2 separate regions of the Homo sapiens genome follow, and region 2 is linked to region 1. A link is an interaction called in ENCODE POLR2A ChIA-PET data of the cell type or tissue named here. Cell type or tissue: PC-9. All regions are shown on one strand. Links, peaks and the distances in the headings refer to the core of each region. The heading gives the core; the rest is flanking DNA. Region 1 overlaps LOC105371646 (a long non-coding RNA gene). Region 2 overlaps ARPC5 (actin related protein 2/3 complex subunit 5).

Region 1 (5,388 bases), core at 243-5,242:
TTTTTTTTTTCTTTTTTTAAATATCACAAGCAGAGGGAGTTTCAGCATTTCGGCAAGTTGTTTCTTTTCTTATCTGCTCTCATACAAGCTCAAGAATTTCTGTTATTCACTGGCTTCTTTAACTCTGTGGCACAATTTCACCTCCTAACAGTACCATCATCTTAAGAGTTAGGATTTCAATATATGAATTAGATAGGGACACAAATATTCAGACCATAACAATAAGCGTGGGAAATTTCTTTGCCCTTTAAATGAACAATATCATGATGAGAAGATACCAGGCTGACCCTTTTAAAAGTTAGTGCTTCTAACCAATGTCAGTTCTGAGTAGCTGAGGACACCGTGGTTTCATTGTCCTGTTAGTGGAGAGTGGTTTTCAGAGTGTCATCATGGCTGGAGAACCAGGTCTGGACACACGATCACTCAGGGGCAAGGTGAGTGAGCTACACATGCCCCTGATTTGACTGTGCAGGCCCTACACCTACCAGCTCAACTATCCAATCCTGTGTTTTGAGGCTGTTTGGAGGTATATGATCCAGGATGCCTGAATCAAACCAACACTAAAACCAGAAATACCTAAAAATGAGGCATTGTAAAAATGATGGCAAATATTGTTTCGGTCTATTTCAGCCTCGTTTCTGTTTTTTTTGTTTTTGTTTTTGTTTTTAATGCTTACCACTGGCCCTAAGCATTCTAGGTGCTAGTTACTTCAACAGTGGTCAAGTGAGAGGCTGGGGAAGGGTGGAGCGGCAACTTTGGAATATGGACTTGTAAAGCTGTTTTGTATTGTTACCTGTGCTTCATCCTATATTAAAATGTTTTTTTCTTTCATTGGAAAAGAGCTTTGTAGTTTTACCTTGGCTAAGCTCTTTCTTACTCAGCGGCTTTTGCAAAGCTACAGTGAAGTCATTTTTGCTTATTATTTGTGCTTCTACCTACTTCCAAAAAGAATCTAAGATGACTTATTCCCCAAACAATTGTGCTAACCTTAGGCCTTCATTCTCTTCCAGACCATCTGTTCCTCTTTACCATGAAGTCATAGTACTATATTTGTGACAGCACAATCATTTCCATGGCAACAGGATGTGGTCCTCATCACTGAATCCTGATTTCACTCTGACAAAGATCAAGCAGCAGGGGATTGGGTAGTATATTCCGACATTTTCTATTCTTTTTCAAGTTTAGCATCTCTCTGAAGAAATTCCTACTTTTGATTCTAAAATTTTATACTCAGCCTAGAAATATGTTTTTGCAGAGTTTACATACGAAGTATTTGCCCAGCAAATAATTAAACATGCAAGCCAAAAATAATTTTGTGTGATTTGAGAAAATTCACATAAATCTATACATACACACACTATGATATGTAAACTTGCTTGAAAGTGAGATGATTAGCAAATGCCATTCTGGTTTGTATAAAAGAAAAAAGAACAGCAAATCCATTTAAAAGACGAGAAACTTCTAAGCCTAAGAAATTTGCTTTGATGACTGTGATAAGCAGTGGAAGGGACCTGACCTAGTTCTTACTCAATGCTTTCCTTATCTTCTTCAGCACAAATAAGACACAAAAGGGCCTTCCCATGTGAGCTCAGACTATCTGACCAGGGAAAGATAGTTGGATAGCTTTATTAATATGAATGACCAATATTCCTATAATTCTGTCCATTTGCTTTGATTGCACACAGTTTAATTACACAGTCTTTGGAGAAATTCCTTAGAAAACTATTGCTATACTATGCAATTGAGTTAAAAGTATAAACTTTAAAAAGGGAAGTAGTTACTACAGCATCAGAAAAAAAAATACCTAATTGGTCCATTAATTTAGCAGCTTTACAGGACAGATGGCAAAGACTGTTATAATGAGGCTCTGCTAGACATATTACATAACATAATATATATCATATATATTGTATATAGCATGTTACATATGTGTAATGTCATATGTATTATATAAGATATATGTGTCAGAGAAAAAGAGTAACTTGTAAGACTTGATCATGTTCCCTTCTTCTGTTCTCCTCCAGCTTCCTTGTTGAGTCTAAGGGGTAAGTCGGGGAAAGAAATAGGGAGAAAAGTTGGTAAGGGACAGAAAGAAGAACTGAAGGAGAAGCTAAAGCAATTTACATTAAAAAGAAAAAAAAAGATAAGAATTACCTGCAGTGGAAAAGATCTGGAAGGAAGGGGAAAGGGACAGAGAAAGTAGGGAGGTGAGAGGTGAAGAGAGTGATTGAAATCTGAGCAGGAGCATTTGGACAGCAGCTGCTCTGCAGCGTGGGGCTTTGGGGAAATAGGAAAGAAGGATTTTGACTAAGTTCCATTGTTTGCGATGGGATGTGATTCATCACTTTGCTACTTCTTCAAGAGCCTTCAGTGAAAATAAATTATTTTTCAAAGCTCATTAAAGGTGGATTTGTGATTCTTTTGAATGAGACAAAATATTCGGATGGACTCTAAGGCTACAGAAAGCCTTATTCTGATTTTACAAATATATATGTAAGCAGCCTCTCTTGAGGAAAATAATAAGTGGTGCTATCATTGACTGCTATCTCTGACCCTCGGAGATTATGTTGACCAGAGCTGTCCCAGTCCCAAATAATGCAATATTTGCAGTAGGTACTGTCCAGAGATGGGTGGCCTTCCATGGTCTGGAGTTTCTAACTCTAACGAAACTTAATTTTAGCCTTAAAGGATTTAGGAACTTAGAAGAATCAAATGTGGAAGGGTAGAAAAAGACACAATGATTGCTTCAGAGAGCCCTAGTGCCAAGCCAGTTTTTGAGGCCTACAAGAAGGCAAAGGATAATTACAGAGAGCATCATGATACCTAAAGGACAGGCTTCACTGACAATTGTAGTATTAAGGCCTGCTTCAATCTCACATTGGTCTGAGTCTTATTACAGACTGTAGTTTCTTCAAAAAATGCAGAGCCTTTACTCACGCATAGGAGTATGGTAATAAGTGGGAAGGAAGTCCTTCTGTGAAGGTCATCATCACTTTTGATCTCATCATTATTTTCCTAGTGTGAACATCATAATAGAGGTTATGTAATGATTCAGGGGAGGGCAAGGTAAGACAAGGTGAAAATGATCATCAGGATAGAAATGGGAGGCCAGGGCAAGAGTAGGAAGGCTCAGCGATTCCCAAGTGTCCCACCTAACATTAGTGCATGAGATGCACGGTGATAAAAAAGAGTTCTGTGAGAAGACAATTTTGGGCACAGTGTATAATTGTTTTTCCCTTGGAAAAATACCCACTTGCATGCTATAGGCTCTGAGAAGTTCCAACAAGAAAAAAATTTCTGCTTAAACTACTGTTGCCCAAAATTATTTGATCATAAAACACATTTTAGCAACAACTATTAACATTCCAAGAGACTGGTATTATTCAGAACATACATTGGCTAATATTGGGGCAGATGATGTATCTAAAATCACCTCATAACAGGTTATATTACTGTGATAGCTTTAAAAAATACTGAAGGGCACTGGCCTACTGTCAACCTGTATTCAATTACTGTGACTTTTGGCCTTCCTATAATTTTGGTGTAGGACTTCACCCTACTATACAATCATGGCTTGCTTCATAAAAACTGGGTAGGGTTTGTATGTAACACTCTACAAAGCTTCATCCCTTCCTTCAGTGCTCCCAAATGCTCATTACCTTCATGATGCCTGTTACTACCCAGAAACTCTCATTTGGTAAATCTCCAGGACGTAAACTTTTCTCTGCAGGACTGCATGCATCAGTGTCTTTAAACTCCCTCCCACCAAACCAATCTTATTTTTCAAGAAACAGCTTTCTGCTAGGGAACCAACAAAAATATCCATCCTAATGTCTCCAGGTTAGCCAGGTTACATATTTGCAGCCTGACAGGGACTTCCTGAAAATGTAATGCCTTTATCCTAAAATAAAAATAAAAGAAGTTCCATGGGTAGGGATTTCCAGAACTGGGACAAGTTAACAAAAGGAAATGTTTTGAGTTAGATGGGCCTTTAATGATCCACAGATAATATCCCTTGAGAAGTTGCCTGTTCTCTTTAAAAGAAGGGGACTCAGTCAGCAGGGTGATGCTCTCTTTGAAGGAACCACGCTTGACTGTGTGATATATTTCTTTTAAAAAATACAAGAATCACTGGCACAGAGTCTCATAAGTGTGTGTAGGGGAGGTATCTACATTTAATTAATAAATAGTGTCTCTGCTTGGGTGTGGACTTTAAACTTTTTTTTGTTTATTTTTGAATAGGTAACACACTCATGTATACAAAATCAAAAGGCATATCGTGAAAAGTGAGTTTCTCTTTTTTCTCAGTGATTCTGTTTTCCTCCGCAGAGGCAACCACTATTACCAATTTCTTAAATTTCCTTCCATGGACATTCTATATATAAAAATGTATATATGTATTTTTAAACATATATAATTTTTCTTTTTTTACACAGATGGTAGCGTAATATACATACTACTCTCTATTTTACTTTATCTTTTCATTTATCAAGATATCTTAGCTACCTCTCCATATGGAGAGCTAGTGACGTGGCTATTTTAACAGCTGAGTGTTGTTCACTGAATGCCTGTGCCATTTTGTTTTGCCATTCTATTGAGGGATATATATGTTGTTGCCAATCTTTTGTATTATTAACAATATTGCATTGAACAGACTCACTGGATAAATACCTAGACATGGAATATGTGTCAATATGTATGTGCATTTTTACTTTTGAAAGATATTTCCAACTTTCTCTCCATCCCTTACACATCCATCAACTATTTATGACTGACTACTTCCTCAAACTTTCATCAAAACAATATCTTATCAAATGTTTTAATCTTTTACAGTTTGATAGGTGAAAATTATATGTGTGTGTGTGTGTGTGTGTGTGTGTGTGTGTGTGTTTATAATGCAGGAACCAAAGAGAGAAGTTGCAACTCAGGTAAGTAGAGTGGTGCTGAATTAAAATAATAAGTTTACCTTAGATAAAAAGTAATTTGAGATTTAAGTAGGTTACTTCAAAAAATTAAAGACGGCCAGGCACGGTGGCTCACGCCTGTAATCCCAGCACTTTGGGAGGCCCAGGCAGGTGGATTACAAGGTCAGCAGATCGAGACCATCCTGGCTAACACAGTGAAACCCCATCTCTACTAAAAATATAAAAAAATTAGCCAGGCGTGATGGCAGGCACCTGTAGTCCAAGCTACTCGGGAGGCTGAGGCCGGAGAATGGTGTGAACCCGGGAGGCGGAGCTTGCAGTGAGCCGAGATCGCGCCACTTCACTCCAGCCCAGGCGACAGAGCGAGACTCCGTCTCAACAACAACAACAACAAATTAAAGACACTTTCTACCAAGAAGGATTACACATACATAATTCTGACGGACACTTTTAGAAAAGGAGG
Region 2 (5,388 bases), core at 253-5,252, 180 kb after region 1:
TTAAATGGTATCTTAAATACTAGTTGTATACCTCATAATGTCTAAGGCAGCTATTATATTTCTAAAGAAAGTAGCATTTCATTCAGAGGCTGCCCAGAGTTTAAATTACACCATAGTTTTTCTTTCTTTCTGCAAATCATTCTTTCTGATTTGCAGTTTTTTCCAAACAGAGCCATATTAGTGGAACAAAAGTTTGATGTTCATGCCCAACAAGCTCTGATATTTTATGGATACATTTGTATAAAGCAAGACTTCTTGCTCTGAACCCTGGGTGACCACAAATAAATTGAGGGGCCATGATTATTGGATGCTGAGAGAAAGTAGCATACTTAAACCCACAGTACAGATAATCAGGAGGCAAGCAAAAACAAAGCTATAACTTAGCAGTGGTATTCACCCACCACTTATTCCAAAAACATATTTTGCTTATTAAATAAGGGAAATATGGTCCAGTTTTGCAATGTTAATAGCTGCCAGTCTCTCATATTTTTTATAAATATCATTTCCTGACTAGCAATGAGCTAGGAAACTGGCCTCAAATTCTGACCAAATCTCTCAGTATTAGTTAAAAATAATACAAAACAAAACAGAACAAAAAACCAGCCAACAGGGGTTAAAAGTTGCACAATTAAACTTGAATGTAAATTATACTATATACAGATTGGTATAAACATCACTGAAATGGTTTTGAAAGGATGAAACACTTCTATTTTAACACAATTTCTTCTATATTATCCCAATTTTCATTAAAGGACAACTGATATGTAATTTTTTTCTTTACAGATATGAAAAAGCAAGAAGGCAAAGCTGAGAGAAACAGATGCTACCCACAGGGCAGCGGTGGCATTTGGTTGTTTTGGTCTTTGTACCAGCAATTCCCACTCCCGAGGCAGATAATCCACTTCCTGCCAGACTACACAGTTTTTCTTGCAGTCAAGACACGAACAATGGACCCTACTCCTCCAGCAGCAAGTGCCTAAAAACAAACCAAGATGTAAATGTTGACAGAATAATAAAAGGTCAATTCTCATATTTGGTAAAACATTTTTCTTAAAGAAGGAATGGGCACTGCTATAGACCCTGAATTTATTAGTTAACAAATAATAAATTCTTGAGCACCAATTATGCACCAGGTACTGTTCTTGGCACTGAGGTTACAGTAATAAACAAAACCTTGAAAGTCCCTGCCCTCATGAAGTTACATTCTAGTGAGATACTAGTTTACATTTTAGTACATTAATTCTAAATAATGTTTTAAAAAATCTGCAGCATAGGCCGGGCGCGGTGGCTCACGCCTGTAATCCCAGCACTTTGGGAGGCCGAGGCCGGCGGATCACGAGGTCAGGAGATCAAGACCATCCTGGCTAACATGGTGAAACCCCGTCTCTACTAAAAATACAAAAAATTAGCCGGGCGTGGTGGCGGGTGCCTGTAGTCCCAGCTACTCGGGAGGCTGAGGCAGGACAATGGTGTGAACCCAGGAGGCGGAGCTTGCAGTGAGCCGAGATTGCGCCACTGCACTCCAGCCTGGGCGACAGAGCAAGACTCCGTCTCAAAAAAAAAAAAAAAAAAAAAAAAAAAAAATCTGCAGCATAGTGTTCCTGCTCAAAACAGGTGGACATTCTGCATTTCTCATTCTCACCACATAGTCAGAAGAAAATTCAAACTGGGATCAACCATCCCAACTTCCACTTCGATTAGTCAGCCTTTGTCAGATTTTTTTTCTCCCAAAGAAAGAAGGTATTGTTTAATAGCTAAGAACTTAGAAACTTTAACTCTGACTCTAATTTGAAAAATAGAGAGTAATGATCAAGTATTAGGAATCTGAGCTCTGGTTTCTTTCTGTTCAAAAAATATTTATGGAATACCTTTGTATACTGAGTACTGTGCTAGATGCTGGGGATACAAAAGTGAACAAATACAGCATTTTCTGGTCTAGCATGAGGAGACAGACATATAAACAGGTAATTTTAATCTAATGTATGAAATGAGAGTTGTGCTGCAGGTGCTATTAAAGCACCAGGGAGAGGCTTATACCCAGATTAACAGTATAGAGGAATGTTTCAGCTAAGGCTTCATGGAGGAAATGACACATTAAAAGAATGAGTAGGTGACAGGCTAACACCAGAAAATCATGAGCAAATGTATGGAGGTGTGAAACAATATGGTGCATTCAGGAAAAAGGCTGGCATTGCTATAGCCTGAGGGGAAGAATGACATGGAAGATGAAGCTAGACTTGGGAACTTTGACTTTATCCTGCAGGTGACTGACAAGGGCAATTTTGATTTTAAAGATATCATTTTGATGGCTGGGTGGAGAACAGATTTGAAGGAGGCAAAACTGTTAACTGGGAAACCAGTCAGGAAGCTATGGCAACAGACTGGGAGAGATGCTGTGAACAGCTGCATTAGATACGCTTGAACAGATAGATTTCAGAAATACTTCGAAGATTGGTAAAAACTGGTGACTGACATTTGGAAGAAATGAAGACTTCACACATGCCTCAGTTTCCTCAGTGACAAAAGAGGAATAATAGCAAGCATTTCCCTCCATTTTTATGAGGATTAAATGAGTTAATATTTATAAAGTCCTTTGAAGAATATGTGGAATATAATAAGTAATCAATGTTCACTGCAATCTTGAGGCTATGCTAGAACTACGCTGCTTGGGTTTTAAAGCTAGCTTTTCATCTGTAAATTGAGGATGATAAAGATATTTATATACTTCACAGGGTTGTTGTAAAGGTTAAATAAAACATTAATAGTATGGTACCTGGCAACAGAAAGTGTTCCATGAATAGGGTGCCATATAAATTACTACCCAAATTGGTGCATTTTAGAGTAAAAGGGGGAACTATTGTTTTACTATGTGCTTTTTTCTTATGTTTGTGTTTTCACTCAGATACACTTCAAACACTCAATATTTTTATGACTGGTTCTATTTACATGTTATCCAGTTTTTTACCCAAAGCTCAAAATCACTTATACTCTTTTGACAGATGATGTACCAGCATCTACTTACATTGCAAAATATACACATGAAAATAGAAAAACATGATTTAAGAATTCTTGATCCTCCAAACTCCTAATTCTTTAAAAAAGTTGTAAAATATCTAACACAAAATTTGCCATTTTAACCATCTTTAAGTGTAAAATCCATTGGCATTAATTATATTCACAATGTACTGTAGCCATCACCACTATCTGTTTCCAAAACTTTTTTACCACTCCAAGGAGGAACTCTGTACCTATTAAGCACTAACTCCCTATTCCTTGCTTTCCCTACTTCCTAGTAACCTCTAAGGACTTTCTGTCCCTTTGTGTTTGCCTATCCTAGATTATTTCATATAAGTAAAATTATAAAATATTAGTTCTTTTGTGTTTGGCTCATTTCACTTGGTATGTTTTCAAGGTTTATTAATGTTATAGCATGTGTCAGAATGTCATTCCTTTTAATGGTTGAATCATATTCCATTGTATGTATGTACCACAATTTAGCTGTTCATCTGTTATGATCCTTGTGTTGTTTTCACCTTTTGGTCACTGTGAAAGAATTCTTGATTTGTATTGCTTATTTTCTTTTACAAAGTTTTGATTTAATTCAGAGTTCAAGATTATGTTTAATTACTAATAATCATTGTTGAATAAACACAAGTGTTGGAATCAGAATCTCTTAAGACCAAGGCTAGTAAACATAAATATGAACTATCCTTTTCATGCATTTTATTTGTAATAACAAAAATGTACAACAAATCAAAATGGTTATTTAGGTGAGAGAGGTTGTCATTGTCATTCCCTATTGTAAAAGAACCAGTCATATAGATTTATAATTCATAACTTACCTTTTCATGCCATTGCAGTAACATAGCACTGCTATTGTCAGACGGGCTCTCAAATCCTTTATAAATATACTTCATTAGGAGATCCACACCATTCTTGTCCAGAGATTGAACTGCCTTTTCTATATCATTAGCTTTAAAAGAGATGAGCACCTTCAAGACAATGCTGCCTGCCCGGTCCTGGTGGGTCAATAAATAACAGAACATTTAGACATATCTGTATGAGGAGGGTTTAGAATTTCAGAAAGTCTACACTATGAATGTGACATTTGAGTAAGGACCTGAAGGACGTGAAAGAAGGCTTGGGATAACTGAGGAAAGTGTTTCAGACAGAGGAAAGAACAGTGCTATTAGTGTGTGTTCAGTGTGTTCCAGGAACAGAAAAAAACCCAATGTGGTTGGAGTGGATTGGTGGGAGAAAAGCACGTGAGTAAGTCAGAGGTTATGGGAGGACAGATCGTGTAAGGCCTACAGGCATTGTAAGGAGTTTGGCTTTTACTGAGAGAAATGAGAAGACATTGGAAGGTTTTAAGAGCAGTGCCATAATCTGACTCACATTTTAACAGGATTGCTTTGGCATCTATGTTACAGAAAATAAGCTGTGGGAGTAGGGGATAAGGTAGAAGCAGGGAGAGCAATTAGGAGGCAATTGCAATAATACAGGCTGGATGTGGTAAGCATAGTAGCAGTGGAGGTGGTAAGAAACTAGACAGACTATTAACATAATTGAAGGCAGAGCTGAGAGGATTTGCTAACAGATCAATGTGATAATTTAACAATTTATTAAAACAACATTTAAATTTATGTCTTGATCTTAAAAAAAAAAAATCCCAACAAAACGGCCGGGTGTGGTGGCCCACAGCTGTAATCCCAGCACTTTGGGAGGCCGAGATGGGCAGATCACCTGAGGTCAGGAGTTCGAGACCAGCCTGGCCAAAATGGTAAAACCCTGTCTCTACTAAAAATACAGAAATTATCCAGGCATGGTGGTGTGTGCCTGTGATCCCAGCTACTCGGGAGGCTGAAGCAGGAGGATTGCTTAAACCCGGGAGGCGGAGGGTGCAGTGAGTTGAGATTGCACCACTGCACTCCAACCTGGGTGATAGAGTGAGACTCCGTCTCAAAAAAAAAAAAAAAAAAAAAAAATTCCCAACAAAACAAGGAGGCAGATTTGCAGTTTCACCTTGAATTATCCTTCAGAAGTAATTTTTTCTTAAAAACTTTTTTATTTAAAAATTTTAATAAACCAAGCTGTCTTAAAAGAAAATTGACTGTAATTTATATGAATTGACTGTAGATATGAAATATAGTGATGTTCATTAATAATGATCTTTTTTCTTTGGCAAAAGCCTGCTTCAAAAGCAGTTATTTTCTTACCCATCCGGCCAAGCAAAGGAAACACTTAACTGACCTTTTCAACAATTCGTTTCTCCTTCCATTCAACACAAAGTGATACCTCCAGCATTCCTACTGGTCAGGATTTCACAGAATGTTTCTACCACCTACTGTTATCTTTGGTTTAAAGACTGCAATTACCAGATTTAGAAAA

What was found. Peaks named below come from ENCODE experiments on the same cell type or tissue, not always from the same donor. Only the 100,000 strongest peaks of a DNase experiment are listed, where the experiment ranks them.
Region 2: POLR2A ChIA-PET joins it to region 1 with 12 read pairs; 3 of 35 experiments call an interaction of 5 or more read pairs at or near these places.

The regions. Positions count from the first base shown.
Region 1 is chr1:183,442,175-183,447,562 of GRCh38, forward strand. It overlaps LOC105371646 (a long non-coding RNA gene), which reads left to right. Exons shown (of 4, transcript XR_922351.2): 2 at 1,011-1,145. Among named protein-coding and RNA genes, the nearest start is that of NMNAT2, 26 kb to the left of the region's middle. RefSeq lists a silencer at 1,366-1,566. In PC-9, for the core only: no CTCF peak of the experiment used is centred there; a DNase peak (open chromatin) is centred at 2,307; H3K27ac peaks cover 1,769 bases.
Region 2 is chr1:183,626,619-183,632,006 of GRCh38, forward strand. ARPC5 (actin related protein 2/3 complex subunit 5) reads right to left here. Exons shown (of 4, transcript NM_005717.4): 3 at 3,843-4,019; 4 at 1-976. The coding sequence ends at 914. Among named protein-coding and RNA genes, the nearest start is that of ARPC5, 6.5 kb to the right of the region's middle. In PC-9, for the core only: no CTCF peak of the experiment used is centred there; no DNase peak of the experiment used is centred there; H3K4me3 peaks cover 115 bases; H3K27ac peaks cover 474 bases.